Regions from separate parts of the Homo sapiens genome. Here region 2 is linked to region 1. A link is a loop called in an ENCODE intact Hi-C map of the cell type or tissue named here. Cell type or tissue: tibial artery. All regions are shown on one strand. Each heading gives the region's core, and the rest is flanking DNA. Links, peaks and the distances in the headings are about the cores only.

Region 1 (12,657 bases), core at 2,143-10,142:
TGTTTTGATTAATCAAAGCCAGGCACAGAGATGAAGGCACCTTGCCTGGCAATGGTGTGAGTATCTGGAGAAGAAAGGTAAGACTAGGCTGGGTCCTTTTACACATGGAAGTGATTCAGAAAATGGGGTCTTTATGAAGTTCTGTATACTTTATAAATGTTAGAATTTTAAAAAAATGTAGCTTGTAGTGATGATGGAAACAATCTGTAAAATAGCATTTAAAAGCAAATGAAGTTTTTTTTTTTTTTCAAATGCTGTGAAGTTAATTGTATTAGCTATAAGAAACCATTCACCTTCTTGTTTATGGTTATTTCCAGTTTGCCACAGGATCTGAAATAAAAGAGCACTGTTTAAAATTGTGAGTGGGGTCTGACACTTTAATTCATTGCTTTAGAGGTCATTTACATATTGTTCATATTGGAAAGCAAAACTATTCAAGTTAAAAGCAAACATATATTTTCTGAAGACTTGGTATTGCTTAATGTCCCGCAATAATTATATGAACATCAAATTTATATAACAGGGTTTGCTGAGTTTGAAATACAAAGTCCCTGTGTTCGAATTCTAGCACTGTAATTCGTAGAGTTCTTTTTCTTGCCTGTTCTTTTCTCATTCATACATTGTAGGTCTCAGGAGTTGTCTGTGTTTTCTTCTAGCGTCCACTGAATACTTACTATTAATGTTATGAGCCAAGGTGCTGGACACTGAGAACCCAAAAGAAACAGGAAACATGCCCTGCCATCCCTGGTGCTTAGAGTGGAGTAGGGAAGATGACATGGGATCTTACCGCTAGTCTGACATCCAGGAGACATACAACTAGGTACTGCAGGAATGCAGACAAGGGGAGAATCACTTCTGAGCAGTGGCTTGTGGGGAAGGTGGAAGCTTGGGGACAGGAGAGATGATATTCTAGACAGAGGTCAGTAAACTTTTTTTTTTTTTAATCAATATCTAGATAGTAAAGATTTTAGGTTTTGCAGATTAGGTGGTCTCAGCTGTGGCTTCTTAACTCTCTGGTTGTGGCATGGCTGTGTTTCAATAAAATTTTTATTTACAAAACAGTTGGAGGGCTGGATTTTGCCTATGGGCTGTGATCTGTCGATCCTTGATGTGGACCTTAAAGGGAGACTAGACAGTGGACAGGCTGAATGTTGGAGTGGAGCTGTGTGTGTGCACATGGAGGGTGGAGACGGGTAGGTAATGGAGACAAATAAGTGTCAAGAAGAATTATGAAAGGCTAATGGCCAAGGTATGATAGGGCAGAATGGTTTTAGGGAAATAGAAGAACCTGGAAGGAAATGTGGGTCAGTTCTAAAGAAATTTGGATACAAAACTAAATAATCTAGACTTGAGGGTAGTAGGAAAAAATTACTATATTTGCCAGGACAAGTCAGGCTATTTGGCAGTAAAAACAAATAAAAACAAAAAAGCGAAAGTATTTTCAGAATATTTTCACACTATAGCTTACTTCTAGCACACACAAACTCTAACATCAGTGAGACTACTCTCCAGGCTGACAGCAGGCCATCCTCCATATGGTGATTCAGGGATCCAGGTGCTTCCGTCTTTGGCTCTGCCATCTCAACATTTGGTTTCCAGGGTCACCACAGCAGGGAAAAGAGAGCCTGGAGAATGCAAGAGAGCCTGGAGAATGCATGCTTGCTTCTAAATGCCTTTGTCTAGAAGTGATATTGTTCCTTTCACTGACAGCCCAATCCGAAACTCATTGCATGGTTCTATGCAGCTACAAGAGGGCTGGAGAATGAAGTCAGAATAGGTGAGTACTAGAAGTCTCTACTACAATAAAACCAATGAAGGGTTGAAAAGTAGGGTGGCAGAAGTTAAAAGATCATGGTGTTACTCTCAGAAGATTAATTTAGCAGTAGGTGGAGGATGACTTGGAGCAGGGAGAGGCAGGGAAACCAGTTCAAAAGTTGCTTAGAAAATATGCTCAAGAGTCAATAAAGACCTGAACGAAGATGGTGACACAGGAAATGGGAACGAAATGAAAGATGTGAGGAAATTCAGGTCTGCTTGGGCATGAGGACAAGGAAAAGACAGGAGTGAAAGTTGTTTCCTTTTGTTATAGCTCAGGAACATGCTCAGACAGGGAAGTTAAATTGAGGGTTAAGTCACAGAAGAAGAAATATAATTCCGTTTTTGGGACATATTGGTTTTGGAGTGCTGGGTGGACATCCAAGTAGAAAGTTCATTCAGAGTTGGAATTTGGGAGTGAGTGATTTTAGATGTGGTAATTAAAGCTGTAAAGCTAGTTGAGTCACTACATGACCAAAATAGAGATATGGGGGCAGCTGGGAGGGAAATGGGGACAAAGCAAAAAGAAGCAGAGTTAAGAGAGGAACAGCAAGACAGGGGTGTCCTCTTCACAAAACCAAGGTGAGGAAATTTCATAAGGGAGCATGTTTGACACTGTCAAACACTGCAGAAAGACAGAAAGCATGAGGTAACGGACACTGCTGGCGTACCATGAATTTCCCTTGGATCTCCTTTAGTATTTCTGGCTGTCCCTCGCCCAGCCTTGTTGTGTTTTTGGCTCCAACTGACTACACCTGCGACTCTTCTTGTGAAGACTGCCTGCCTCTAGGCTACTGGAGTGATTTGGCTGGTGAGTACAGAGAGGAGGAAGTGCCTGGAGTTTACTTCCTGACCTCCTATGTGAGCCCTTAGCCTGTGACTGCCTCTGGGGGAGTGTGAAAGTCCAGCTCCCTTGCCTTAGGTTGGGACAACTCTGAGGTGTAATTTACACACTAGAGCTCCCTGGCAGGACTTTGCTTGGCTTCTTCCCCTGCACTGCCCTGCTCCCCAGCTCCCAGGGGCACTGCCTTCATAGACCACTTGCTTATGAACTGTCATCTCAGGCTCTGCTTCTGGAGAATTGGATCTATGATAGTGTGGTATTCGAAGAACAGTCCTGATGATGAAGCAGCCACTGGTAAATCTTGAGAGGGTGGAGTAGTGAGAAGCAGATGTCAGCTTGCAAAGGGCTGAGGAGTGAGTGGATGATAAGGAACTGGCTGGAGATGTCAGCAGAGGATATTCAATCAAGAAGTTTGATGGTGAGAAGCTCAAGAGAATGACTGGGTAGTATGGTCAAATGAGGTCGCTTGTTTGGTTTTGGATGAGAAGAAATCTGAGCATGTGGATAGTCAGAGGGGATGAATTAAATGAGAGGGGGATACTGAAGGTAGGGGTAGAGGTAACTATGGAGGGGGCAGTAGAGAAAGACCCCAGGATGTAGATAGGAGATGAGGGTTACAAAGGAGCAGGCACGGTGTTTCCCTTGACATACATAGGCGGGGCAGAGCAAGAGAATTGGCGGTGGAAAGTAACAAAATGAGTAGTGAGGATGGTCGAAGCCAGGGCTGGGAAGGACTTAGAGATGATGTAGTGTAGCTCTTTCTTTTTACAGATCATAAAAACGTCCAGAGAGCCAAAGACACTCAGCTAGCAAGGAGCTGAGCTGAAAGGCTGAAAGCAGAAGCAGCTTTCCTCATGACTTCTGCTACCGTATTTTCCTTACTGTCCTAAGCAGCCAGGTCACCTGCAGAGACAAAGACACATGAGAAGGAGGATTTTGGACAGTGGAGGGGATGCCATGAACAGCCTGTGCTAGCAACAGAACAGGGTAGAGTCTTGCCTCTCTTAGAACAGGACCTCCTGAGTGCCACAGGACACAGGCAGTGTGAAAACAAAACGAGTTGTTGTACAGGCAAAAATGTTACTGTGCAGACAACTGTGGACTTGGGAGAAAATACTCTATGGAGGGGAAACTGGATTCTGTGTCCCAGGATAGTTTTCAAAATAATCTGAAAAGGTGTGTTTGTTCTAATGCTATTAATATGGACGTAAGCACCCCCTAAAAATGTTCATCAACCACCTACAGAAAGCCTAGCAACCTTTCTGCCTCTGGAAGGGGTGGGAGTCAAGGCAGCAAAGAGGTGGAAGGGGTCTTACAAAATTTTTTGCAAGGGTCTGGAATTTAACTTAAGCCATTAACTATTGGGCATTAAAAAGGAGCCTTTATTTTTGCAAGGGGATTTATGGCTTTTTATATGTTTATTTTTCCTTCACCATTGGACATCCAAGGAAGAAAGAACATAAGGGTCAGAGACTCCTCTCATCCAGTAATAGGCCACATCGCCCCTGATTCCTGAACTTAAGATGTTCCATGGGGAGTGATGGGGGAAGGATGTGCTTCCACTGGTCTGGGTGAAGAGTTCGCCTCACTTCGTATCTGGCAGTCAACTTTCCAACCTCATTCTCACTCCATTCAACTTGGTCCCACCTTGTCCACCCATGCCTCATGTTGCTCATTGACTCTCTTGCTCATATTTTCATGGAACTCACTGTGTTCCAGGCCCACTGCTTGTTTGGAGCTAGAGATCTTTAAGCTGGTGTTCTGTGAAGGCTTGTTAGTTGAAGTTGGGGGACAGCTCAGCCTTGTAGGGTGGGCAGAATTTGGATAGGGAAGCCGAGAAGAGGCTAGAGGGCCTCTGCCTGGTGCAGGAGCATTTACTTTCATGCACACCATATGTATGTATCATCTGCAATGTATGCTTAAGCAAATTCAGTGCATAAAGGGGGCATCGATTTGTTTTCATTCCCAAGGCAAATGAGTTTGTGTGGGCAGCACGGGAGCTCATTAACTGCTTGGTGAATTTAGTACAGGCAGTCCCTGAGAGATTGGAAGCTGAGCCTGGCAACACTGAAAGATCACTCCGTCAATATTTAGTGAGGGCCTCTGAGTTGCAAGGATTCTATTAAGAAGATGCTGTAAGACACAGGGAAAAAGATGTCCCTGCCCTTGAGAAACATACAGTCAATGATGGGAGATGGACACAAGCAGAAATTTAACAGTTCAAGACTCTAAAAGGATCAATATAAATAAGTGGTATATCAAATTACTAGATGATTTTGGAGTAGCTTTGGATGGAGGAGTGTTGATTATACTGAGCATGACTTTGTTGTTGTTTGAGACAGGGTCTTGTTCTGTTGCCCAGGCTGGAGTACAGTGGCATGATCATGGCTCACTGCAGTCTTGAACTCCTGGGCTCAAGCGGTACTTCTGATTCAGCCTCCCAAGTAGCTGGGACTACAGGCTTGGGTCACCACTCCTGACTAATTTTTCTTTGAGTTTTAGTAGAGGTGAGGTCTCACTATGTTGCCCAGGCTGGTCTTGAACTCCTGAGCTGAAGCAATTTTCCTGCCTCGGCCTCCCAAAGTGCTGGGATTACAGGCATGAGCCACCATTCCCAGCCTACTTTTTTTTTTTTTAATTAAACTTTTGGGTCTTTTGGGGAAAAGTTAAAATAAAAAGCAGTGATAGTAAAAATATCTGAAGGGAACAATAATTGCTCTCAGATTCAACTGCCCTTTTGAATTTGAACATCACCTTAGTTTTTCCATTTTTTGTCAACATTTTGCTTTCATCTAGTGTCATGGTAGAGTAGATGAGCATAGAGCAGTAATTCCTATAGTTACCTCCTAAACCTGTGTTGAGTCATTGATTTTTCTCTCATTTCTCACTATTCTTATGTCAGAGCCAAAACTGCTAATGTGCTCTCATAAACCTCCTGTTTGAGTTTTACCTCCTTCCTCAGCATGTGGTCATCCACCTGTGGAGGCGCTAATGAGCAATGGAGTGGTGCCAGGGTACACCTTGCAGGGCTGGGGAGGTGATGAAAAGAGGTAGAGGGATTGTGGTAAATTGGAAAGATTGAGTCTGTATTTCTGAAATTAACAAATGTCCATCAATGGGCAGGAAGACATTTCATTAATTGATGGATGGATCTTCTATCTCCCCTTCTAGGGATCATCACTTCTTGGCCTCAGACTTAGCTCTTTGTTTCTTGACCCTAACCTGGGTATGGATAAAAGTCCTTCTATGGTTGGAAAGAGAAATTTCAGAGATAACCTAGATGTAACCCAGCCAGACAGCAAAGAGTTGACTGTGCCATACCTAATTGACAGTGGAAGGGTAACCTCAAATTACGTGCCTTTTGACTCAAGTTCCATATTAACTGTTTGCTTGGAAGGAGCAGATGTTTTGGCTCTGGTGGTCACTGCTCACCTCTGTCTGGGAGGTGCATCAATCACTTTAATTATAATGGAACGTGGGGCCAGGAACTGAAGGAGAAAAATCAACCCAATCCCAAGAACAATCTTTCTTGATGAATTCTCCCCTAAATCGAAACAATTCACTGGGTATCCCAGCTGGGGTTCATATGCTTTTGATTACTGTGGGCTATTTAGCTCTACAAACTGACAGGCTGCTTAATGGACTTTTAATGGTTATAGGTTTCTCTCTCTTTTTTTAATGAGCTTCACCAGTTTGTTACTAATGCCCTGTAGAAATTTGGCGAGGGGCCAGACTTGATGTTACACATTTCTGGTTTCCAGGCGGCATACATGCAACCATCGTAGCCAGTGGGGAAGAATGTTGCCAATTTTAGGGTAATGCCATCAGGACAGGGAGAGGAGGAGAGCTAATTGAGTGCCTGTAGTTCTAATAATTATGTCATCTTAAAGAAGGTGGTTTCACTTTGTACCTAAAGTTACCCTGGAGGCTTCTTGCTTCCAAGGCCTTGGGATACCAGGTGGCAGAAGGGTTTGTGCCGTTGGGAACAGCTTTTGCCTTTCTTTGATTTCCACATTGTTGGTAAAAGGTACCCTTCCCAGACTCAGTTGTATCCTGTCCATCAAAGGGTTTCTGAACTTCTCAAATCTAGGGGCAAGTTTTATTCAATCGTGTTTGTATCTGCAATGCCTGGTGCCAGATTGGGTGCAGAGTAAGTATTCAATTCATATCTGCTGAATGAGAGGCCACAAGCAAATAAGAGTTGGGTAGAAAAGCCTTTTACTGCAGGGGCATGCTCTCTGGATCTCCAGAAAGTAGCATAAGATCTGGCTTATGAGAAGAGTGGTAAGAGTAGCAAGAAATGAAAAGACAGAGGGCATCCCTGAGTCACTAATAGCTACAATAATAACAGCTCCCATTTCTTGTCATGCACCAAACATTGTGTTAAACACTTTGTGTACATCACCTCACTTCATCCTTACAACAGTGCTGAGAGGTAGGCAGTGGTGTGATGAAAATGTTTAAAACCCAGTTCTGGAGGAGTACCAGGGGAGATGCCTGGATTTGTAGCATTGGCTGACTTCTGTGGCAAATACTCCCACCACAGCTTATTTCAAACCACCAATGTGGTGTCAACCAGCTGGTAAAAGGCCACAGAATTTTACCATTGGCTTTTGTGAGCCAGTGTGAGTATACCACCAGAAGTAGATATCGTTATCCCATTGCACAGATGCAGAAGTTAAGGTTTAAGAAATAAATAACAGGCCACGGTCATGGAGGATGTAAGGGACAGAATCCAGGTCTAGAACCACTCCAAAGACTTGGTCCTAACCGTTGCTCTGTTCTACTTTCCTAAGCTCGCTCCCCACACCACTATTGGAGTAGCCACAAAACTAGGAACCACGCAACATGGCCTGTGCTTATGTAAAGCTCACTCTGATATTCTGGGGTTTCTTCTTTAGGTTACATATTCATGAAGAACTATAAATTCTTGAGAGGGCCATCCCCTCCTCATTCACCCTGTAGCCGCCACACTCACTCTGTGCAGGTTTTGCTTCTTAACTTGCATCAATACAAGCTCTAGTCTTAGTGTGAGGTATTTATTATAGTGCCACCTCCTCATTTTATAAATGACCAACCCAGAGGCCAGAGACATTAAATGATTTATTAAATCCACACAGCTTGTCAGTGGCAGAGCTAGAAGTAAAACTGAGATCTCCTGATTCTGAATCCAAGGCTCTTCTCTCTAAACTACATTGCCTTCCATCTCTTAAGAATAACAAACAGGACTTAGAGTTTTACAAAGAGTAGATGGGGGTGGATTTTCCTGCCCTGCTGCTGATGTGCTTACCCACTGCTGGCTCCCATTTTGAAAGATTCAACTTGACTTCCCTTGATTCAGGAGCAATGAGCCGAGAATTCAAGGACAGGCACCAGGAGCACGTTGTGAAGTGAATGCAGCAAACATGAAAGACATTCTTTGGAAGCTTTAGTGGATGGTTGGTGAGGGGGGATAGAAAAGGTGGGGGCTCCTTGCTGAAATACCCTCATGTTTCTGAGTCCCGAGATACTACTAAATCAGACCCAGGTCATATGGTGCCTATACTTGTCTCTTGGCCCAGGGTGAAAACAGTTCATGTTGTAAAATTAACTTTCCACATTTGGCTGGCCCACGCGGGCCAGCTTTCTTTCAAAGTGAGTTTGCGAATGAATGAATGAATGTGTTGACTGGGTTACTGTTCTTAGGGGAGCCTTCTTTGCATCGGACTTGGAGAAAGATTAAAGCTGGTTTTGAAAAGTGTTGGTGCTCTCCCAAACACAGCATGCTGATAGAATTCTGGTCGCACTTTTATTTGCTATGGAACAAAATGCTCTAGTTTCATGGAAGAAATAGCCCAGCAGATGGTGTTTGGTGGATGGCATGAATGTAGCCTTGTAAATAAACATTCAAAATAGACTAGCCTCCCCCCAAATTTACCATCTGCCCCTTACCCCATAAGGTCCACAGGTGGTAAAAGAAAGAAAGGAAATTGGTGTTTTTAGTTGTTATTGTTACTATTTCAGTATCTGCAAATTATGGAATTTCCCCAAAAGTTGGCATTCTTAAATTTGGTTATAAAAAAAATGAGAGTGATGCTTCCAATTTAATGGATTTTCAGGGTTTAATCTGGTTTAAGAATAATTGTCTAAATGGCATTCCTGTGCTTATCCTCTCCTCCTTAGGGGTAGCTTCTGATGCGATCCTGTTTCTGCAGCTCTCACTCCTGAGATTCTTCTTCTACACCCTCTCCTGGCTCTGCACAATCCCCTCAGTTTCACTATTGCCTCCCGTCTCTGAGAAGTAGGAAAGTCAAATGTTTGGAGGATTTAGAATCAAACATATCTGGGTCTGAATTCTGTCTTTCAGCTCCAGAGCAATGGACAAGTTACTTAACTTCTCTAATTCTCAGTTGCCTTATCTGTGAAATGAGGAAACTAATAGGTTTAATAATACTAGTGGAGAAAGTTGTTAAGATTAAATGGAAAAAATAAATCTGTAGCACTTAGGACAGTGTAGATAATGTTCAAAAATGTTCATTGTTATTGCTCACATCATCATCATTGTCATCAATGTCATCATCATCATCTCCCACTATAATACATAGTTATCTAAAACTAGAGAAGAAGAGGGAATTCTGGGCATTGGTGATTTATTTCAAGGGTGGTATGAGAGTGGCTGACTACTCTCATATTTTTAGTTTTCTTCTCTTTTTCCTTAAAAGGGGATTTCCATGGGCCATCAGCCAAAACATGACTTGGAGGATAGAATGCTGTGTGAGGCTTTTGCTGGGTTGGGTTGACTACTGAGGCAGGAAAGACCTGTGTGAAAATTTTCTTACATTTTAAATGATGGATGATTCAATGGGATGGACTGAGAATTGGGATTTGAAATCTGACGTCAGAATCTTTTGAAGACACGGCTATTTTTAACACGGAGGCCATGAGAATTCTTGAGTTTTGATTCTTTGATTCTCCCACATTTCTGGAGAGATAGAAAGATTGGGTTTAACCTAAAGAATTAGTTTGCTCAGATCTGGGGCAAGGATTTACAGAGGGCTGGATTTAGAAGATCCTACCTTAAAAAAAATGTCTTTCAGCATCAGTGATGGCAGAGACTTAGAGATAAAGGGTGTAGGTGGAAGTAGGAACCTGACAGGGAGACCTCCAGAGAGTGTATTTGTGGAGCTTCTCACTAGGGTGTAGTTGTCTCTCTTTTTTGGTGATTGTGCTTACATTGAGAGAATAGGGATTTGCATGGGCACAACTTATTAAGAAAAGGCAGAGCAGATATTTTGAGACTTAAAGCTTTTCATAAAGAACCAGAGAAGATTTGAACCGTAGTACCTTATCTCTCTGCCATTCACATGGTTCTTTTCTCAGGAACTTTCAAGTGGCGATTAGAATCATGGCATTCTAATAATGAAGGGTCTCACGGAAATTTTCCAGTCCTATCTCCTTATGTTATAGATAAAATGACTCTGGCACACTGAGGTCAAATTTTGATCACCCTCTCCCACCCAAGATCCAGACACCAAAGGTAGAGACAGTGTCCTTGTGTTCTTGGTAGACTGAGGTTAGGCTCACTTTCATTTTTTCCAGCCCCTTCTTATGCTAATAGATGTTGCTGATCTCACCATATGCTGAGTCCATATATCATTATCTTTAATAAACATTAATTGAGAGTTTCTCCTATTGTATACAAGGTTCTGTTCTGCGCACAGGCAAATTCAGTGACAAAAAAGACATAACCCATTCATTTAAAGACCTTAAAATCTTCAAGAAATAACATCAGGGTTCAAAAACATAAAGTAGTTTAAAGCTTATGTGTTCTGCTCGAGAGGTATAATTCAGAGTCCCAGCCTACAGGCAAGGGTGGGGTTTTAGTGCTGGCTTTCTGCCTTTATCCACTGTGACAACTTGAATATGTCACTTGCTATTTTTGAGCTTCTATCCCATCAGTTTAAAAACACTACTATTAATAATGTCTGTCCTTCCGAGTTTTGAGGCATAGATGAGATAAAATTGCCTGAAAACTGTGAAGCGTAGTAGAAATTAAAGGGATCCATATAAATTGAAGATCCCACTCTTGTGGGCATGTGCCCACGGAGTGAAGAGTTAAAGTAATTTATCATCCACTTATCATCATCATGATTCATATCTTCATTATTATAATCCAATTCCTTTTATTAAATACCTCCTTATACGTGGTACTTTATTATTCTCCAGTATCCTAAAACCAAACTGCTACTTTCACTTGACATTTCCAGGTGATCGTGACAAATCAGGGTCGACATGATCTGGTTAGATGTGGCAGTTGCCCATGTCACTTTTTGTATTTGTACATTGGCCACTTGTTTAGCACTTTGTTTGATTTTAGTCACACTATGTTCAACAGAGTGAGACAGTTGAATCTTAACCCAATAATGGGACTTAATTTCTTTATCAAGTTCACAGATGATGACTTGTAAATGTTGACAGTGATGTGACCCAGGAACAATGTCATTCCTATGGAGGAACTTTATGGAGAGATAGCACAAGTTTCAAATAATCTTAAAGAATTCCTCCATCCAATCAAAGGCAGGGGTCCCGAGAGTGTACTGTGACCCAGTGGTTATGATGCTTATTGTTAATGTGGTTGTCAAGGCTGAAATAAACATTCTAAGCTGGAAGTAACTCTCCTTTACAGATGTCTTTGCATGATTCTGAAGCAACCCAGGGATCAACCTGATGTTCATTTTATTCTTCCTACTGTTCTTTTACAACAGGAACTGGATTTTATTTGAGGGACAATGTGCTCAGCTTCTCTTGTAGCTAGAAGTTAGCAAATTAAATTAAGAAGTGGCTCAGTGGGATGTCCAGGAAAGCTTGAGAAGGGAACAATAGCTGACATGTACTTCCTTTTGTTCTTCCCATTTTTTTCTGCTCCATGCCTGGATATAAATGTGACTACTGGAGGCCCAGCCAACAGCCATCTTAGACCATGAGACAGTGTTGCAGATGGAAACCATGTGCTAACTGTGATGGAGCATAAAGATAGAAGGATCCTGACACTCCAGCACTTCCATGTCCTCCTGGACTGCCTTGCTCAGGACTTCCTTCACACGAGGAGGAAGCACATTTATTTAATCACTGTTATATCCAGCCCCTGCTACTAACAGTCAAATGCAATTCCTAACTGATACAGATGCCTTCCCCTCAATGAGTAGCGTCCTTGTTTCTTTGCAGCTAGCTCCTGGAAACGCTGTCTGTTGGTCTATGCTGATTCACAAGCCCCTACAAGAGCAGAGTTGGACTCAGCTTCTGCTAATGAGCAGAGGAATTGCTTGCGAATACAATGCTGGGATTATAAGGTGCTGGCAGCCATGCCAGAATAATAAGGCCAGATGGAAAATCATACTAGTAAATATCTTCGGTGAATATCCTGTCCCACTCCAGTGCCCTCCAAATACCGTAGCCCAGATCTACAGTTCATGTGGTGGGATTGCAGCCTCTCTTTCCCAGAGCCATCATTTCTGTCTGTGGGGAGAATGATGAGGGTCTTGGGTACTACTCCAAATTTTTCTCTGTGTAGCTATTCAGCAGGAGCCCATATTTGTTCCAACTTGTGACCAAAATCCTTGTTTGCTTGAGTTTTTTTTTTCCTCTAGCAATTTCATCTGTAATCTCAAAGATGAACGTTGCAATTTGCTGGGCTAATCTAATCCACCTTTGGCTTAACAATACCCTGTACTGGAAGAGGCCTAGAGGGCACCAGGCACTTGTTGGCTCACTGTGTCTTTATATTATAGGAGCACCCTCTTGACATTTGCCTTTGGGCCTTGTAGAGTTATACCCACTTTTGACATAATTTTAAGGCTAAATTTCAGGGAGAAATTTCAGAAAGATTCCTATAATCCTTGAATTGCTGTCCCTTCAAAGAGGTAGTTAATCTTTCAGTGGTATCTTGGCACATTCCTGGGACCAAAATAAGCAGGACAGATCTGAGACAGCAGACCCAGGGAAGAGGAAAATTCTCTGCT
Region 2 (12,657 bases), core at 2,031-10,030, 170 kb before region 1:
AATATAATGAGAAAAAAATCATTTTGAAAGTCAGTGATTGTAAAACTAAAGGGTAAAACCACATATAATTTGTATGTGTCTTTACAGACCATAGAGGCCTATCCATCAAGTTGCAGGATTTACTTTGTTCCAGATTTATTATTTTTATGGCTCTTTTAAATTTCACTGAATTTTGTGATCTAGCCTTAAATCATGATTCCTAAAATACATCTTCAGGTAAATATCTTGGTAGAATATTTTTTAGTATGAATTGTAGAACATCAGAAAGAACATTACAACACAGCTTTGACTTTTTCGTTCCGTCGGTGACTATTGACTTTGAAAAGATCACAGAAACTAGGCGTACATTTCTCCATCTATAAAGCAGGTAAAACCATGCTAATTTTCCTCCATTGCCTATACAAACTCAAATGAAAAGAAGTCATGTTTTCAGAAGAAAATGGTATTTAAAATGTTAGGTTGGTGGTAGTAAAATTAAGATGACATTTTACATCAAAACTGGGCAAATTGAATGAAAGTTTCTCTTCTAGTTTTTTCTCTATTTTGTTTTGTCTCGAATAAGATTTCTGAGTTAATAGATGAAGAGGTCATTAGGGGGAAGTTAGAGTTCTCAGATCTTGCATTTGTAAGGTTCTTTGGCTGAAACCTGACCCTAGAGTCTTACCAATTCTGTGTGGACAGCTAAGGTTTTGCTAGGTGGTTTGAGACCATGGCCCAATCCTTGAAGGAGTCAGGTAGTGAAAAATTTCTAACAAAAGAAAAGGACTTTATCTTATATGAGAGAGTGTCAGCCCTTCTGTAATTCATTTAGAGAAAGAAGCCCACACCATAAAGAACAGAGTCCCCATTTTTGCTACTAATGGAAATTGTCCCTCTTGACTAGAGCAATGCAGAGAGCAGTGGCTGTCAGCTCTAGCTCCACATCACTCCGAGAGCTTAAAAAATATCCCCATGACCAGGCCCCACTCCAGACCAACAAATCAGACTTCCTGGGGATGGCGCAGGCATCATCATTCATTGAAGCTCCTCAGCATATGGTATTGTGCTTCCGAGGTTGAGAACCACTGATCTAGAGACTGCAGTAGATAATAACTTGGCAAAAGGCTTACACAACAGAAACGTTTTTTAACGTCCATTACTTTGTCTTTAGTTGCGTTATCTTACTTTTCCAAAAGGGGATCTGTAAGTTGAAGACAAACAAAAAATACACTAGGAAAGAAGTGCTGAAAATGTTGTCAGCTAGCCATGGTCTTCCCTGGTACAATCCTAACTTTGCTGTGAAGGAAGGGATGCTTCCCTCTTTCCTTCCAGCCTATTTATTATGCTATTAAAGAAACATAAAAATGAACATAAGGTTCATCTGAACCATCTCAGATACTGCTAATTTCTTATAGACATAAAATAGTCTTCCTAACTTGAAATGAGCCTATTTCATGATTATAGGTCTTCAGAAATTGGTATTTTCTCTATTCTGTCTGAAATGATAAAAAGAAAAGAAACCCCAGACCTCAAAACGTTCAAAAAATTTAACAAAATTATTTGTATATACACACCAGTGAAAACACATTCAGAAGCTATTAGTTATAGAATCAAAATGCTCAATTTCATTGTATGCTACACAAAAGATTGACCTGGGAGACAGAAATGGATTCTGGACTTGAGTTGGCCTTAGCTAGCTGGGACCTTAAAACTTTCCTTAACATTCACTCAACTTTCATTTCCTCACTTAAAAGGGCATCTATGACTCTGGCAAGCCAGATACCTTATCTGTTACATCTACAATCCTTATCCAATTCTCAAATGAACCCTGCTGTAGAAACAAGTTCCAATTAGCCATAGACTTGCTTTAGAAATATTCCAACCACAGGTCATAATTTTTGCTGGGTGAGTAGAAAAGAATGTTGATGTCATTTACTATCAGTTGCATTTGTCCCCTTTTATGAGGAAGATAATGCAGACATTGGATTAAATTTCAAGGCTGTCTTAAAAAGACACATTACACAGAGAACTGGGAAATATTGTTTTCACTGATTATGTTACAGACAGTAATGTTTAACATGGCACATAAATCAGCAAAGTAAATGAGCAAGAGTCTGATATTTTTTAAAAGGAACTTTGTATTCTACTTGTATGTTTGATATATAGTTGGTGCTCAACAAATGTTTGTTAAATGGTGAATGAATTTGTAAGGTTAAAAAGCAATTTCTTAGTCTCAAACACTAACTTGAAGAGGTTCTAAAGATCAAAGTTTTCTGATCATAAAATACATTTTTTATTTAAATCAGATTTCTTAAATGGTTAAAATTTGAATACAGCAAAATTGGAAAAACTCATTATTGGACAGGAATGGCAATTTTGAATTAGATAGTGCTTGAGCTACTATACTTATGTAATGATTTTGAAAATTTAAAATAGTTACACAAGCTTTGAAATATCTTTAATCTGTTTTATTAAAATCATAATCTCAATGAACAACTCAAAGGTAAATTTTTCCTATGGGGTGTATATCTAGTATTCTTATGGTTATACCAGCAATGATAAACTTTGTGGCTATGAAGCACAGCTTTGATTGAAGTGAAAATCACATTAATATTCTGACATGACCATTTGTTTAAATTAATGCTTTCTAAAATAAATTAATTTGGTCAAATGAGTATTTAGTTCCTCTAGATTAAGTAATTATAAATTGAGGAACCATTTGGGAATACGAAGAATTAGGAAGCTTTTTGTTTTCCTAGCTCCTCTTATTTAAAATTAAAAATAAAGAAGATAATTATATTTAAGTGCATTCTGCCTTTAGTAATGGTAGAGAAAGTAACTTTGATTGACCCTTCTGCTGAGTACAATTTGAAAACAAGCCAACAAACAAATTAAGCACATCTTTCTGCTTAAAGATCCCAGAGAGCTAACAAGATAGTGAACGATCCCAAGGCCAGGATCTAGAGATGGGGCAAGGCTCAGAGAGATGATCCTGTAGCTGGGGATTCTTTTCCTCTTTTCCTGGAAATAGAGTCTGAGAGTTCAAGTGGGTGGGTGATGTTTTTTTGCGGGGGGACAGAGTCACTCTGTTGCTCAGGCTGGAGTGCAGTGGCATGATCTCGGTTCACTGCAACCTCCATGCCTCCCGGGTTCAGGTGATTCTCATGTCTCAGCCTCCCTAGTAGCTGGGATTATGGGATTACAGGTGTGCACCACCATGCCTGGCTAATTTTTCTATTTTTAGTAGAGATGGGGTTTCACTATGTTGGCCAGGCTGGTCTTGAACTCCTGAACTCAAATGATCTGCCCACCTTGGCCTCCCAAAGTGTTGGGATTACAGGCAACGTGTAATGGTTTTGATGCCCCATGAAGCTAAAGCAACAGGGATTGGTGTCGAGGGCCCACCCAAGTTGGGAAAGTGTCCTAGTAGTTCTTTTCCCCACTTTGAGTTGGGACCACAAAGGGTTGCACTTTAGAAGCATGGGAAGGCAAATGAGAAGTTGACCCTGGCAGGTGATCCAGAAGTGCTAGTATCCCCAGGCACCAGCTAAGGAAAATTAAATCTCTCCAGGAGAAACATAATATCATTATTTAAGGCCTCAAGTTACTTCTACAAGGAATTTTGCAAATGCAATATTCAGGGCATACTAAAAAAAAAATCTAGATAGGAGGCATGAGTGAAAGCTGACAAAAATAGCACAATGAAAATAGATTCACAAGGGCTCCAGACATTGACATTATCAGATACAGAATTTTAAGTAAATGTACTTTGGTGAAGATGGCAAAGAATGAGATTGAGAATTTTGTCAAATGTGGAAACTATAAATAAAAAATCAAACAGAAAATCTGGTAGAGAAAATGTAATGACAGAAATCGGAAGATCTCAGTAGCTGGGTTTAAGAGCAGATTGACACAACTGATGAGGGAATTAGGAACAGCCTGATGGGTTAAAGAAAATATCCAGAAGGAAATATGGAGATACAAAAAGGATGGAAAATGAGAATAGGGGTGAAAACCATGAGAATGAAGTGAAAAGCTCTACTTTATGAGTAATTATAGCTCCATAAAAAGAAGAGAAAGAGGATGGAGTGGAAGCACAATCTGAATAAATTAGAGATAAGAATTTTCCATAACTAATGAAATTCATCAAGCCACGGAAGCCCTACAAATCCAAAACAAGATAAATATAAATAAAATCATTTAGGTATATCATGACAATATTACCAAAAACCAAAGTTTAAAAACAAAATGCCAGATTAAAAAAAAGATTGCCTTTGAAGAGGGAACAATTTAACTCACAATTGACAGAAATGGTGGAAACCAGAAGACAATAGGATCATATTTTGAAGTGCTGAAAAAGAAAATTGCCAACCTTAAATTCTAAGCCTACTGAAAATATTTTCCTTTAATGAGGGTAAAGACCTTTCAAGCAAGCACTAAATTTAGAAAATTTGTCATTAGCAGACTCACACAAATGAAAATTCTAAACGTTATTCTTCAGAAAGAAGGAAAATTATTCTAGATGGAAGATTTTCCTTCTGTCTAAAGAACACCCAAATGGCTATATTGCACAGAAAAAAACTAAGAGCCTTTCCTCTGAGATCTGGAACAAGACAAGGATGCCCATTTTCACCATTGTTATTCAACACAGTACTGGAAGTCCTAGCTAGAGCAATCAGACAAGAGAAAAAAATAAAGGGAATCCAATCTTGAAAGGAAGAAGTCAAATTATTATTGTTTGCAGAGGATATGATCTTATATTTGAAAAAAACTAAAAAATCCACCCCAAAACTATTAGAACTAATAAATAAATTCAGTAAAGTTGCAGGATACAAAAATCAATATACAAAAAATCAGTAACATGATGCTGACAGAAAACAGTCTGAAAAAGAAATGAAGAAAGTAATCCCATTTACCATAGCTACAAATAAAATAAAATACCTAGGAATAAACTTAACCAAAGAAGTAAAAGATTTCTACAATGAAACCTATGAAACACTGATGCAAGAAATTGAAGAGAACACAAAAAAAGGAAGTGTATTCCATGTTCATGGATTGGAAGAAGAAGTATTTTTAAAATGTCCATGCTACAAAGCAATCTACAGATTCAATGCAATCCCTATCAAAATACCAATGACATTCTTCACAGAAATAGCAAAAAAAATCCTAAAATTTATATGAAACCACAAAAGTCCCAGAATAGCCAAAGCTATCCTGAGAAAAAGAACAGAACTGGAGGAATCACGTTATCTGGCTTCCTATTATACTGACCTAATGTAACCCAAAGAGCACAGTAGTGGCATCAAAACAGACACAGCTCGAGATCTTTTCTTACCTCCCGGTCTGGGACCAGATCCGCATCTACATCTGCAGCCCCGTCCCCACCTTGTGGGGACGGGGCGGGGTGGGGGCGGAGAAGACCGGACGGAGGGCGCACCTGGTACCTGGAGATGCAGATCCCGGATCCCACCTGGGGCCGAGGTGGTTCTAACCGCAGATCCCTTTCCTCAGGGTTTGTCACCGCTAGAAGAGGCTGGTGGACGACGGTGGCTGTGGTGACACGTCGACCTGACGCTCTACATGATGCGATTTAAAGTCATGTAGCACCTCCTTGGCCGGTACATGGCATCCCAGCTTCATTCCCTGTGGATGGGCGGCTACCTGTTCTCTGGCTCCAGTTGTCTCCTGTCCTGATAAGAGCCCTGGCCAGAAGTGCCCCAACCCGAAGCGCCTCTGCCTGCACGTGGCCGACCTGAGCACGGTGCCCATCACCAGCCTGTGCAGCGCCCTGGGGACCCTGGAGCTGCACAGCTGCGAGATCTCCATGGCCTGGCTCCTCAGGCAGCTGGACCCCACCATGCTGCCCCTGTTCGAATGCATCATGCTGGACTGCGTCCCTGCCTTCAGAGACGAGCACCAGCAGGGCCTGTCACGCTTCCAGGTCCTGCGCTTTCTGGTGGGGCGGCACCTACCGTGTAAGGGAGTTGCGGCTGGATGCCAGCCTGCAGGAGCTCAGCTACCTGCAGGGGCTTGAGGTGCTGGGCCGCAACCTCTCTGAGACAGCACCCTGCTGGCCATCAGCCGCTACCCGCGAGCCGTGCGCAAGATCAGGCTGACCTTAAGGGGCCTCTCTGCCCCTGGCCTGGCTGTCCTGGAGGGAATGCCAGCCCTGGAGAGTCTGTGCCAGCAGGGTCTTCTCAACACCCTAGAAATTCCCTCTTTCACGGAAATCCTCTCCTCCTGCCTCACCATGTCCAAGTTCAGAGTCCTTGAGCTGCAGTGGCAGGGGTGGGAGAGTCAGGAGGCCAATAGGACCATGTGTAAGGGGCTGCTTCACTGTATGGTCATTGTCAGGGCTTGCCCCAAAGAGTCCATGGACTGGTGGGTGTGACCACTTCATCTATCCCTGGGACCCATCCCACCGTTTATTGTTGAGCCTCAGACCCTCTGAACAGCACCTTGAAGAGGGCAGATAATTAGACTTGAGGGAACTGAAAGCCCCAGGTAGAGAGAACAGAGGCCTAGGGACCCAGACCTTTGGAATCATTGTTTGCCAGCTGTATGGCACTGGTCATGAGTTAGCCTCTTGGAAGCCTAGTTCCTACATGTGGAAACAAGGAAAACTACAGCTACCTCCTAGCTACATTGCAAAACCTTGCTCTAAAAGCTCCCAACCTCCAGAAGGCTGTCAATGAAGAGTCATTTTCAGGGTTGTCCTCAGGAACAGGACAGATGTAGAAGGGTGAGATTAAGAGCTAGGGGCACCCGAGGAGCTGAGCCCCCTTAAGAGTACCCCAGAAAGACTGCCTATGCATGCACACCAACAAGCCCATAGACCATTTATATCCTTACATGCATACAGGAGACAGGGAGAGACAGGGCAACTTCGACTTGCAGTTTGATGATCAAAATGCTCATAACGGTTCTCAATTGTATTTTCTGTGTTTTGTATTCTGCATTTTCCATGTTTTTCAAGACATATATTATTTTGCTATTAAGGAAAAAAGTCATTAAAAAAACAGACACATACACAAATGGAACAGAATAGAGATCCCAGAATTAAGTCCATACATCTATAGTGAACTCATTTTCAACAAAGATGCCAAGAACATGTATTGGAGAAAGGACAGTCTCTTCAATAAAGGTGCTGGGAAAACTATATATCCATATGCAGAAGAATGAAACCAGACCGCTATCTCTCACCATATACAAAAATCAAATCAAAATGTATTAAAGACTTAAATCTAAGACCTAAAAGCATGAAACTACTAAAAGAAAACATTGAGAAAAATCTCCAGATCAGTGGTCTGGGCAAAGATTTCCACAAGCACAGGCAACCAGAGAAAAAATGGACAAGTGGGATCACATCAAGGTAAAAAGCTTCCACACAGCAAAGGAAACAATCAACAAAGCAAACGGACAACTAACAGAATGGGAGGAAATATTTGCAAAGTATCCATCTGACAAGGGATTAATAACCAGACTACATAAGGAGCTCAAACAACCAATACGAAAAAAATCCGATAACCTGATTTTTAAAAATGGGCAAAAGATCTGAATAGACGTTTCTCAAAAGCAGACATACAAACGGCAAACAGGCATATGAAAAGGTGCTCAACAGCACCGATCATCAGAGAAATGCAAATCAAAACTACAAAGAGATATCTCACCCCAGTTAAAATGGCTTTTAACCAAAAGACAGGGAATAACAAATACTGCGGACGATGTAGGGAAGAGGGAACTCTTGTACACTGTTTGTGGGAATGTAAATTGGTACAGCCACTATGGAGAACAGTATGGAGGTTCCTCAAAAAACTAAAAATAGAGCTCCCAATGTTAGGTATATACCCAAAAGGAAGGAAATCAGTATATCAAAGAGATATCTGCACTCCCATGTTGCAGCACTGTTCACAATAGCCAAGGTTTGGAAGCAACCTAAGTGTCTATCAACAGATGAATGCATAAAGAAAATGCAATACCTATACACAATGGAGTACTGTTCAGCCATAAAAAAAGAATGAGACCCTGTCATTTGTAACAACATGGATGGAACTGGAGGAGATTAAGTGAAATAAGCCAGGCACAGAAGGACAAACTTTGCATGTTCTTACTCATTTGTGGGAGCTAAAAATTAAAACAATTGAACTCATGGAGATAGAGAGTGGAATGATTGTTAGCAGAGGCTGGGAGAAGTGTGGGGGGTGGGAAGAAGTGGGCGGGGGGTAATGGGTACAAAAATATAGTTATATAGAATGAATATGATCTAGTATTTGTTACCACAACAGAGAGACTGCAGTCAATGATAATTTATTGTACATTTAAAAATAACTAAAATAGTATAATTGGAATGTTTGTAACACAAAGAAATGATACCTGCTTGAAGTGATGAATACCTCATTTATCCTAATGTGATTATTACATATTGTATGTCTGTATCAAAATATCTCACATACCCCATAAATATATACACATAATATATACCCATATAAATGAAAAATAAAGAATACCCAGAAGAAGGTTTGGAGATAAAGAGAAGAATGAAGATCAAAAGAAAAAAAAAGGAAAATATATGCGTAAATTTAAATAAATATTAATTGAATACAACAGTAATAATAATATCTTGTGGGGCTTTAATAAACAAAAATGTATAAAATATATAAAAAGGCATATAAGTTCTTAAGGGCAGATATATGGAGTTAAAGTATTCTAAAATCTTGTCTATCAGAGGGTGAAAGCAGAAATTAGTATTGAATTTTGATAAGTCAAAGGATGCATATTGCTATCAAAAGACACTGCTAGAAGGACACAAAACTTCTAAATGAATAGAAGAAAAGCTGAAATAATGAAATTTTTCAATCGAATCTGGAAGGTGGAAAAGAAGAGAAAAGGAACCATGGAACAGTTAGGTTGAGCGAAAATTATTGAGTAAGATTCCAGACTTAAAATGTAAAAGAATCAGTCATTACATTAAATCTAAAAGAATCAGTCATCACATCAAATGTAAATGAACTAAAATCGTCAATAGTGTAACAATTTAAACCCAAATAGATGATATTTTCAAGAAACACATCTGTCTTAATCCATTTAGTGTTGTATAACAGAATACTTGCAGCTGGGCAATTTGTAAAGAAAAGAGGTTTGTTTGGCTCATGATTCTGATGGCTGGAAGGTTCAAGATTGAGCAGCTGCATCTGCTGAGGGGCTCAGGCTGCTTCAAGTCATGGCAGACAGTGGAAAGGAAGCAGGCACATGCAAAGAGATCACACAGTGAGAGGGAAAGCAAGAGACAGAGAGAAACTGAGGAAGGCAGACTCTAGCAACCTGCTCTCTCAGGAACTTATTCATTACTAAGGGGGTAAGAACTCACCACCGTTGGAGGGCATTAATCTATTCATGAGGAATCTACCTCTGTAACCCAAACACCTCCCAGTAGGCCTCACCTACCAACACTGCCACATTTGAGTTCAAGTTTCAACATGAGTTTTGTTGGGGAAAAACCATATTCAAACCATAGCCATATCGAAAACATAAGGATACAGAAAAGTTGAAAGTAAAAGATGATAGTGTTTGATGAACCAGGATGTAATTCCAATTTTGCATGTAATAACGTAGTCTCAAAATATACATAGTAAAAATTGACAGAAACTAAAAGTAATAGAACGACACGTGGGTGGAGATCTCTCAGTAATTGATAGAACAAGCAGAAAAACAATTGTCAAGGTATGGAAATTTTGAATAACACTATTAGTAAACTTGACTTACATGACATATAGAATATTGCAGTGAACACGTGTATAATTCTTTTCAAACACACATGGAAAATTTTTTAAAAAATTGAATATGGGTCTTAAAGCAAATTTCAAATATTTGAAATTAAACAGAATACATTCTGTGATCACAATACAAACTTGAAAGGTACCTATATAATTAACTAGAGAAAAGTTACTACAAAATCTGTTACTGTATTTGGAAATTAAGGATTATACTTCTGAAGAATCCATGAGACTAAGAAGAAATCACAGTGAAAAATTAGAAAATATTTTGAACTCAGTGAAGCTGTGACATATCGAAAATGATAGCATGCAACTAAAGTAATCCTAAGAAGGGAATTCATAGCCTAATATACTTACATTAGAAAAGAAAATATGAGTCAGTAATCTAACTTGTATCTCAAGAAGGTGGAAAAAATAACAAATTATACCCAGAGAAGGACAAAAAAAAAAAAAAAAAAGAAAAAAAAGAAAGAGCAGAGATGTGAGATAAAAATATGTACAATAGAAAAATATCAATACATCAGAAATTAATAAAATTAATAAAATCTTTAGCAATGCAGACCAAGAAGAAAATATGTAAGGTACAGATAACCAATGCCAAGAATGGAAAAGGAGACATTATCATAGATTATCTCAATAGATATAGAGTAAGCATTTGATGAAAGTAAGCATTTATTAATGATAAAATTTCTGGGTGAACTAGGAATACACAGACACTTCCTCAGTCTAATGAAGGGTAACTACAAAAAAGCCCACATCAAAAATCATACTTTCCCTTTGAGTTTAAGGACAAGACAGAAGTCTGTTATCACCACTTTCGTTCAAAATATTGTTGGGAGTGGGGTCCTAGCCAAAAAAGTAAAACGTATAAGAACTGAAGAAATTAGACCGGGCGCGGTGGCTCATGCATGTAATCCTAGCACTTTAGGAGGCCGAGGAGGGCGGATCACGAAGTCAGGAGTTCCACACCAGCCTGGCCATAATAGTGAAACCCCGTCTTTACTAAAAAAAAATACAAAAAATTAGCCGGGCGCGGTGGCGGGTGCCTGTAACCCCAGCTACTTGGGAGACTAAGGCGGGAGAAATTGCTTGAACCTGGGAGGCGGAGGTTGCAGTGAGTGGAGATCGCGCCATTGCACTCCAGCCTGGGCGACAGTGCGAGACTCGGTCTAAAAAAAAAAAAAAAGTAAGAAATAAAACTGCCTTTTATTTGAAGATAATGTGATTGTGTAAATAGACAACTTAGAAGAATCTAAGAATTCTACAGTACCATGTGAGTACAAAGCAGCCTTCTGAAAGCCAGGAAGAGCGCCCCCACCAAGACAAATCCGCTGCCACTTTGATCATGAACTTCCAGCCTCCAGAACTGTGAGAAATTTCCTGTTTGTTTATGTCACACAGCCTGTGATATTTTCTCATGGCAGCCCAAGCTGACTAATACAGCCTTTCTGCAGAAAACTATAAAAAATTATAGAGAGCCATTAGGGTAGATCTAAATAAACGGAATAGCACAGCCGTTTATGGATTGGAGGATAGTATTTCTCTCCATAGTGATTTACAACAGTGCTTCTCAGCCTTTGCTGTGTATTTGAGTTACTGGGGGATCTTGTTAAATGCAAATTCTGATTCAGGAGTTCTGGGGTGTGGCCTGAGAGTGTGCATTTCTAACAAGCTCCCAGGTACTGCTGACTCTTCAACCACACTTTGATTCCCAAAGATGTATAGGTTCAGTGGAATCTCATGCAGTGTCCTGGCAGTCCCTTGCACCCATACATAGTCATCTCCATATGTTTATATATGTATATATATATCAAGCTGATTCTTAAAAAATTTGCTCTCATTATTGCACTTTTAGATTCTTCTTCTTTTTTTTATTTTTTATTTTAAGACAGAGCTTCACTCTTGTCATCCAGGCTGGAGTGCAATGGCACAATCTCGGCTCACTGCAACCTCTGCCTCCCAGGTTCAAGAGATTCTCTTGCCTCAGCCTCCCAAGTAGCTGGGATTACAGGTGCCTGCTGCCATACCTGGCTAATTTTTGTATTTTTAGTAGAGACGGGGTTTCACCATGTTGACCAGGCTGGTCTCAAACTCCTGACATCAGATGATCCACCTGCCTCAGCCTTCCAAAGTGCTGGGATTACAGGCGTGAGCCACCGTTCCCAGCTTCTAGATTATTCTTAGCATTAAATTACTTTAAGTATCTTTAGAATGGGTAAATAGGTTCATTTTTAAAGCTTTTTATTATGGAAATTTTCAAACAGCAAACAGGGAGAACATATAATGAATGTTCATATATCTATCAACTATCAACCTATTTTCTACATTTTTATATATATATATGTACTTTAAGTACTAGGATACATGTGCACAACGTGCAGGTTTGTTACATAGATATACATGTGCCGTGTTGTTTTGCTGCACCCATCAACGCTTCATTTACATTAGGCATTTCTCTTCATGCTATCCCTCCCCCAGCCCACCACCCCCGGACAGGCCCTGGTGCGTGATGTTGCCTGCCTGTGTCCATGTGTTCTCACTGTTCAACTCCCACCTGTAAGTGAGAACATGCGGTGTTTGGTTTACTGTCCTTGTGATAGTTTGCTTTGAATGATGGTTTCCAGCTTCATCCATGTACCTGCAAAGGACATGAACTCATCCTTTTTATGGCTGCATACTATTTCATGGTGTATATGTGCCATATTTTCTTAATCCAGTCTATCATTGATGGATATTTGGGTGGGTTCCAAGTCTTTGCTATTGTGAATAGTGCCGCAATAAACATACGTGTGTATGTGTCTTTATAGTAGAGTGACTTATAATCCTTTGGGTATATGCCCAGTAATGGGATTGCTGGGTCAAACAGTATTTCTAGTTCTAGATCCTTGAGGAATCACCACACTGT

The links. Peaks named below come from ENCODE experiments on the same cell type or tissue, not always from the same donor. Only the 100,000 strongest peaks of a DNase experiment are listed, where the experiment ranks them.
Region 2: a loop joins it to region 1, with 2.7 times the contacts of the local background. A loop is called at or near these places in 36 of 110 quality-filtered maps.

The regions. Positions count from the first base shown.
Region 1 is chr2:67,847,989-67,860,645 of GRCh38, reverse strand. No RefSeq gene overlaps it. Among named protein-coding and RNA genes, the nearest start is that of LINC01812, 29 kb to the right of the region's middle. In tibial artery, for the core only: no CTCF peak of the experiment used is centred there; a DNase peak (open chromatin) is centred at 5,175; H3K27ac peaks cover 47 bases.
Region 2 is chr2:68,017,407-68,030,063 of GRCh38, reverse strand. It overlaps the pseudogene FBXL12P1. Among named protein-coding and RNA genes, the nearest start is that of C1D, 39 kb to the left of the region's middle. In tibial artery, for the core only: no CTCF peak of the experiment used is centred there; no DNase peak of the experiment used is centred there.